2 separate regions of the Homo sapiens genome follow, and region 1 is linked to region 2. A link is a contact called in ENCODE Hi-C or POLR2A ChIA-PET data. All regions are on one chromosome and are shown on one strand. The core of a region is the stretch at or near the end of the contact, and the rest is flanking DNA. Distances in the headings are between cores, read along the strand shown. Region 1 has its middle 18 kb from the start of PIF1. Region 2 holds the start of ANKDD1A (ankyrin repeat and death domain containing 1A).

Region 1 (3,882 bases), core at 706-3,205, 100 kb before region 2:
TCTTGGCCAGGCTGGTCTTGAACTCCTGACCTTGTGATCCACCTGCCTTGGTCTCCCAAAGCGTTGGGATTACAGGCGTGAGCCACCATGCCTGGCCTTTTCTTTTCTTTTTTTGAGACAGGATCTTGCTCTGTCCTTCAGGCTGGAGTGCAGTGGCACTATCAGCTCACAGCAGCCTTGACCTCCTGGGCTCAAACAATCCTCCTGCCTCAGCCTCCTGAGTAGCTGGGACTACAGGTATGCATCACCACACTCAGCTAATGTTTTTTTGATTTTTTGTAGAGACAAGGTCTCACCATGTTGTCCGGGCTGGACTTGAACTCCCAAAAGTGTTGGGATTACAGGCATAAGCTGCTGCGCCCAGCTGAGAGAGACCATTCTGAGAGAGGCCATGGGAGCCTCAGCAGGCTGTGAGACAACCTTAGCCAGGGCAGGAGCCTGGAAACAGGTGGGCAGATGAGGCTGGGCTGATGGGAGATGCATGAGGTCTGAGCTGGAAGGGATCTCAAAGATCTCTCCAACTCATTTTACAGGAGGAAATTGAGGCCCAAAGAGGGAAAGGGGCTTGCCCAATGACACACAAGAGGTTAACGGTAGAGCCAGGCTAGAAAGACCCAGAGAAGATCAAGTACACCCCAATTAAACACAAAGTTCACCCTCACATACTCCCACCTCCAGGCACCACCGCCCCCGCCCCATCCAACAAGCACACTAACACTGGGGCAGTGACAGTGGCTGCATTTCCTCCTATAATAGACCCTCTTTTCCCAGGATGAAGCCCCCACCTTAGGTTATTAGGGGCTCCAGTCAGACCCAGCTCAGCTTCTATTTCACTGTGGGGACCCTGGGGCCTTCCTTCCCATTCCCTGAGCCACAGTTTGCTCATCTGTGATGTGAGGCCACTGGACCAACTGACCACTGTGGTTTTTTCAGTTCTCAGTGAGCAGAGGAAGGCGAGGCTAGGGCTTCTTCCTCCCTCTGGTCCCCCAGCCCCCAGTCCAGCCTGACAGGGGTGGGGCCGGCCTGCTGGGGCTCACATGCCTGAGGAGTAAGCTCCTGGTCCCGAGGAGGCAACATGATCTGTAAAAGATCCCTGACCATCTTTTTGAACCCTGGAGAGGGCGTCTCAGTCATATGAGGACCACAGGGGGATTAGCGATGCTTAGAAGGGAGGCCAGGGAGGCAGCCACCTGGGGGAAAGACTAGGAAGAGGGGAAGTGGGAGAGAAGGAAGTAGCAGTGGGGCAGGTCTGAGTCAGGGACCGAAGACCTGGGAAAGGCAGCTCTGGTGGGTCTGGAGAGGAGGCAGAAGAGAGGAAGGCAGGCGGAGGAAGGGTGTGTGCTCAGGGCTTTGAATGATGCCTGAAAAGGGCCTAGAAGTCTTGTGTCACATAGTCCCTGGCACAAGGAGACCTGGCAGAGAAGGGGAGAAAGCGTTAAATCTGGAGCCTGCCAGCTTGGATTTCAGACCCTTCCACTCAGGCTGTGTGACCCTGGGCAAGTTTTTTGCTCTCTCTGAGCCTCAGGTTCTAACAAAGAGCAGTTTTGGTGCATCGTTCACACTGGGTGGGCTGTGAGGTCAGATGTCCATCCAACCTCAGACCCTCCATGGCCCTTGCCGGTCTTCCTGGGTATGCCCCTCCTTTAGCCAAAGCATATATCCCCCCATGCCCCTCCCCCAACGCCTGCAAGAGCTGCCCTGTCCTAGCCTTCTGGGAGTGCCCCAGCCCCTCTGAAGGGGTTCGAGCCAATCCAGGGCCTATGCAATGAGGGACCAGCAGGACTCAGGGGATGGGGGAAAGGACCTTCTCAAGGCTCATTTTGGGAGGGGGAGTACATACCTGCTTCCCCCACCCGTGCTCCCCCATGACCCACTCCATGGGATATTTGGGTTTCCTCCCCTTTCCCGAGCTCAGGCCCTGCTTGCTTTCTCCACAACAAGGAGCGAATGTTATTTAAAAGGAGATCAGGAGATTTGCCTTAAATAGGCATGGAGTGCTGTGCCAGGTCCCAGTAGAGGGGCGGGAGAGGAGGCCATCTTGGCGGAAGGGAGAAAGGAGTGGAGCTGCAAGAGAGAACAACCTCCCAGGAGTGCGCAGAGCCCTGCACAGTTTACCAAGCACAGGCCTAGTCTGCGGGGAGACGCCCCGGTCTTCAGATGCCAGGAGTGTGGAGGTTTTCTGGGAGGCAAGGGGATAGGGCCTGCAGAGTGGGGGGCTGTCTTGAGACCTCCCCTGACACCTGCCCCCACCATCAGTTTCCAGACCTTTGGCCCCTGCCCCCGGGCTGCCCCTGCCTGTCCTCCCAGCCCTAGCTTGTAACTGGATGCCATCCTCACTCTGCACCTTCCCAGGTGAGCTGGGGCTCTGCTTACTGAACCCAACACCCACTGGGGGCGGGGATTGAGGGGGCACCCCTGGGGCGGGCATCTGCCTGGAGGCTGAGGCTGAAGGCGGGAGCTGGAGCTGCGGGGGAGGAGTGGAGATGGGCTGGCTGTCTCATTCACAGCCCCCGCCCCAGGCCTCCTCAGGAATTTAGGGTTCCAATTCCCTATTCAAGGTCACCTTCTAAGCCTTTCAAGCCCCACCCCTCCCATCTTGGCCTGCCAGGGCCAAGGACTCAGGGGCACCCCCCTGCCATTTCTGTCCCAGCAGGTGATGCTCTTGGAATCTTAAGGAAATGGAGTCTGGCCTGTGGAGTTTTGGGGACAGAGCTAGGGGGAAAGGAAGCATCCCATGTTCAGTCCTTTTTTCAAAGGCCCTGAACACCAAGGTGAGGCCTCAGATACCTGGATGCCCAACCTGGATCTGCCATTTACAGCCATATGACCTAGGGCCACCCACCTTCTGTGAGCCTTGACTTCCTCTGTAAACTAGGTCTAAAGATTCCACTGTAGACTGGGCGCGGTGGCTCACACTTGTAATCCCAGCACTTTGGGAGGCTGAGGTGGGCGGATCACCTGAGGCTGGGAGTTCGAGACCAGCCTGACCGACATGGAGAAACCCCGTCTCTACTAAAAATACAAAATTAGCCGGACGTGGTGGTGCATGCCTGTAATCCCAGCTACTCAGGAGGCTGAGGCAGGAGAACTGCTTGAATCCGGGAGGGGGAGGTTGCAGAGAGCCGAGATCACGCCATTGCACTCCAGCCTGGGCAACAAGAGCGAAATTCCGTCTCAAAAAAAAAAAAAAATTCCACTTTAGAGTTGTCGAAGTCGCTTTCATAAGAAAATGGGCAGAAGACAGAAGGGGGATTATGCCCAAGTGCACTAACTGACCGGGACCTGTACCTCACGTGTGTTGCGGGAGGCAGAGTGGGGAGATTTCATCCTCCCCTTCCCCATGGTGGGTGGGCGCAGCCCAGGTCCTCCAGAAGGCCAGACAGGAAGGAAGGCTTTGTGAAAGATGGCATTCATTTACTCTGGGCTGCTGTGAATTCTCTTTGTTATTCCCCAGAGGCTGCTCAAGAGGGGGTTAATGGGGCGGGGGATGGCCCCTTCAGGTGACAATAATCAAGACAAATAAATAAGAGCTAACCTTGAGGGTTTGCTGCATCCCTGGCCTGACTCCAGCTCTTCTGTCTTCCTAACTCCATCCATGTTTGATCGGCTTTATCCCCATTTCACCAACGATGAAACCAGAGCTCAGATTTAAGCAGAATAACCACAGTCACACAGTCGGGAACTGATGGGGCCAGTGTTTAAACACAGGAATCTGGCTTCAGGGCTCTCTGCTGACTTTGCAAAAATCCCAGGACCCTTTATTTGGGACTTGGGTTCCAGATACAGCTTGCAGTGTGGCCATAGCCAAGTCACCTAACCTCTCAGAAGTTAGGTTTCTCAGCCATGCGCAGTGGTTCATGCCTGTAATCCCAGCACTTTGGG
Region 2 (3,970 bases), core at 471-2,970:
AAGCACTTTGGGAGACCTAGGTGGGTAGATCACCTGAGGTCAGGAGTTCGAGGCCAGCCTGGCCAACATGGTGAAACCCCCGTCTCTACTAAAAATACAAAAATCAGCCGCGTGTGGTGGCACACACCTGTAGTCCCAGCTACTTGGGAGGTTTAGGCATGAGAATCGCTTGAACCTGGGAGGCAGAGGTTGCAGTGAGCTGAGATTACGCTACTGCACTCCAGCTTGGGCAACACAGTGAGACTCTGTCTTAAAAAAAAAACAAAAACAAAAAGGGGGGGGTGCGGCGCAGTGGCTCACACCTGTAATCCCAACACTTTGGGAGGCCAAGGTAGGTGGATCACCTGAGGTCAGGAGTTCAACACCAGCCTGACCAACATAGTGAAACCCCATCTCTACTAAAAATACAAAATTATCCAGGTGTGGGGGCGAGTGCCTGTAATCCTAGCTACATGGGAGGCTGAGGCAGGAGAACTGCTTGAACCCAGGAGGCAGAGGTTGCAGTGAGCCGAGATCATACCACTGTACTCCAGCCTGGGCGAAAGAGTGAGACTCTGTCTCAGAAAAAAAAAAATCATATCTTTGATTATTATGTTGGAATTGTTATTTTGAGACCATTTTGAGGGGTTGGCTCAGGGCTCATTAATTGTTAGCTGTTATCATTATGTTATTTTTCAAAGGCCATTCCAAATACCTCCTTCTTCAGGAAGCCTTCTTGAACTATATTCTAAGGACTAATGACTGAAAGATGCTCTTCCTCCTTTGATCCCCAAAGTAGTAGTAACTACACCTATCATGGCTTTGCTGGCTTCTTGCCTTGGGATAGAGATGCCTGAGACCCCATTATCCCTAAATTCAAAGAAGCTGTAAATGCCTTTAAGGCAAAAAGGACATGGACATCCCCCAAGGGTCTGAAGTGCAACCCATTCTGGTGTATTTAATGTGTATCTTTTTGTTTCTATGTGTCTTTGCAAGTCTGTGTTGTTTGATGTAAATGCATTTGTAATATTTTTATTGATATTGTTTCCTAGGTCTTATTTGGTTTGGTTATTTACTTTTTCTGCCTAGCACTAGGTGTTTAAATCCATATTGCCACGAATACAGCGGGTCCCTTGCTTTGAGTGCTGCACAGTTTATCCATCTGCTCTTACAAGAAAGGGCGCTTAGATTGTCTCCAACTCCCAGCAACCACAGCAACACAGCAACCAACATCCTCCTACATGTCCCTTTATGGGCCTGATAAATCTTTCTGAACACTGATAAATCCGACCATCTCTTCATATGCTTGCAGACCTGCTGAGGTTGTGGTCCCTTAAACGCCAGCTCACATCTTTGGGGTTTGACTTTCTGCGCCTGAGGCGGCGGGCCCAAGGCTCAGCCCTCCTCCCCGAGTCCCGAGAGGCGCGAGGAGGATGAGCCTGCCAGATGCCTTGTGCGCATCTATCTCCAGGGCCGGGGAGGCTGGGCGAACTCCCGGGGAGGAGACTGGGTCAGGGACACCTGCGGAACTCGGCGTGGCCCCGACCCGCCGGCCTCGGGCGCGGAGGGGTGGGCAGGTTAAGAGAGCAGGAGGAGGGACCTGCGTCCTGGTCCGGGACTGGGGTGGCCGGGGCAGCTGCGCTCCTAGCAGGCGGGGCGTGGAGTCTGGAGGAGCGACCGCCCCGTCCTCTCGGCTCCCCGGGCCCCGCCCCGGCGGACGCGCGCCTCGCGCCCGGGCACCAGCGCGCGCAGGGGCTGCGGAGCGGCAGGATGCAGGAGGAGCTGGCGTGGGAGACCGACGGCCGTGAGTCTGCCTGGAGGAGGGAGGGGGGCGGGCCGAGGCCGAGAGGACCCCCGCATCCGTTTGGGGAGTGCCAGGGGTGAGGTTGGCGCCCTCCGAACGGCCACCTCCGTGTGGGGCGTCTGTGTGGCTCCGAGCGGAATGGTTACCGGTCCGCGCACTGGGCCGAGGGGACCTTGCCAGTGCGTCTGGGACTCGGGGACCACACCCGCCAGGTGAGCGGGGAGCAGCGGCTGAGAGGTTAGCTACAAATAATAAAGGTAATAGCGATCCTTGACTGCGTGCTGTACTTTGTGTGCCAGGCCTTGACCCAGGAGAGGCACGTCATTTGATCTTCGCTGCGGCCATATGGGTAGGACATTATGTTATCTTCATTTCGCAGATGAGAAACTGAGGCACAGGGTGTTCAAATGAGTTGTTCAAGGTCACACAGCCATTGAGTGGTAGAAGTGCTGAAGGGCCCAGCTCACCCGGAATGCTGGGGCTGGATAGCGAGTGGAGACCGCATCAGATGGGGCACGCACTCAGAGGAGAGGAGCCTGACTGGCCACAGGTGGAATGAGGGCACCTCCGAACCTCCCTCAAGGAGTGCGCCCAGTGCCAGGGCCTCTAGGCCGGGCAGCAGCGTCTGTGTGGGCATCAGCTGGCCTGGGGCAGCTTTGGCTGCACCGTCTGGGAGAGGGGAGAGAAAGATTGTGTCGGTGTCTGCACTGTGAGTCCTTGATCCTGCAGCCCTGGCTGAATCCTGACAGCTGAATCCCGGGGCTTTCCCTCAAAAGCGCATAGTGCAGCTCACTGGATTCCTTTGAGACCTATAGTGTCCAAAATGCTGGCACACTGCATCTACTCAGCTGAGGGATGTGTTGGGGGTGGGAATGCTCAATCAAGATTAGGTACATGGTTCTGCCTGGGGCGGAGGATCACTTGAGTGGGCCTGCGAAGAATGTGTACCAATGGAGCATTGGGGTGTGTGGCAGAGAATTCTGGACAAAGACCCAGCATGGGCAAAGGCTCAGGTAGCTCAGTGGGTATTGGATGTGGCCAGAAAGAGGGTGCCGGATGGGAGGTGGATGGAAGAGATGAGACTGGACTTGATTTCATTCTAACTTAACCTTCTCTGGCCTGACCCTATGCAGTGTCTGCTGGCTTCCCATTGGAACTCCTGGCTGTTTGCCAATACAAACCAGGCCAATCCCCCTAAGCTGCACATAAGATAGAGGGTGCCAGACAGGAAGGGACCTATACAGATCTCTTTCTTCACCCTCCCCCAGTTTTACAATGGAAGAAACAGACCTACAAGGGGGATGTGACTAGCCCAGGATCCTGCTGCTGGAAAGTGGCAGGGAAGGTACTAGAACCCAGGCCTCTGTAAGCTCACATCTGAAGTGGCAGCTCTCTTTGGCTACCAGAATTTGACCCTTTGCCTTGGAGGAATAATAGTGATGATGATGGTGGTGGTGGTGGCGGTGTGGTCATTATGTGCCAGACACTGTGCCAGGGGGTTTTCATATCTCATTTCTAATCATGATATTAACCTTGTAGGGAAGCTCGCACTCCTGTTTTGCAGATGAGGAAACTGCCTAACACAGCTAGGAAGTGGTTAAGCCAGAGTTGAACCCAGGACTGTGTGATTGCCCCCCAGGGTAGCAACTCTGAGATCCACAGGTTGTATCCATGAGGCCCCAGAAAGCTCAAGATCCTCTTTCTCATCTGGAGAAGACTGTGTGGAATTTATCTAGAAAAACAAACTGCATGGCAGGCCTGTCTCTCACCTCAGTGCATCTTAGCCTTCCCTACCAAGACACTCGTCACCTGTCCCTGGATACACAAAGGGGCTGGGTTCAGACATTCATACTGGACCAAACATGCAGGCTATGGGGTCACTTGCCCTGCAGTGACTATGGAAAGGGCCAGCAAATATTTGTCTCTGTGCTAGTATGTGTGAGCACTTTGGGAGAGGGGACAGGCATCTATTCGTCTGGGGATTGTTGGTGTCACTCATACAAGCAGAGATTTTTTTGTTTCTGTTTTCTTTTTTTTTTTTTGAGATGGAGTCTCGCTCTGTCACTAGGCTGGAGTGCACTGGCATGATCTCGGCTCACTGCAACCTCCAGCTCCCAGGTTGAAGCAATTCTCCTGCCTCAGCCTTCCGAGTAGCTGGGACTACAGGTGTGTGCCACCATGCCCAAT

What was found. Hi-C counts contacts between places; a loop is a spot of excess contacts on that map. ChIA-PET counts read pairs that join two places held with the same protein, here RNA polymerase II (POLR2A). Pooled maps may share reads with other maps.
Region 1: a map of dorsolateral prefrontal cortex shows a loop between it and region 2 (3-fold over the local background). The contact joins the enhancer-like site here to the promoter of ANKDD1A in region 2. A Hi-C loop is called at or near these places in 9 of 168 maps with a recorded cell type or tissue (B cell, CD4-positive, alpha-beta memory T cell, K562 and 5 more), 18 of 37 single-sample maps with no recorded cell type and 22 of 50 pooled maps. POLR2A ChIA-PET finds 5 or more read pairs at or near these places in 20 of 52 experiments (AG04450, CD4-positive, alpha-beta T cell, CD4-positive, alpha-beta memory T cell and 14 more).

Annotation. Positions count from the first base shown.
Region 1 is chr15:64,805,525-64,809,406 of GRCh38, forward strand. No RefSeq gene overlaps it. Among named protein-coding and RNA genes, the nearest start is that of PIF1, 18 kb to the right of the region's middle. RefSeq lists enhancers at 157-665, 1,173-1,680, 3,204-3,711. Within about 2 kb of position 1,956, at least 2 of the 41 ENCODE cell types and tissues checked have a DNase peak (open chromatin) inside an H3K27ac peak, as active enhancers do.
Region 2 is chr15:64,910,182-64,914,151 of GRCh38, forward strand. It overlaps ANKDD1A (ankyrin repeat and death domain containing 1A), which reads left to right and starts at 1,721. Exons shown (of 15, transcript NM_182703.6): 1 at 1,721-1,783. The coding sequence starts at 1,750. RefSeq lists silencers at 949-1,243, 1,317-1,366, 1,567-1,746 and an enhancer at 1,933-2,476.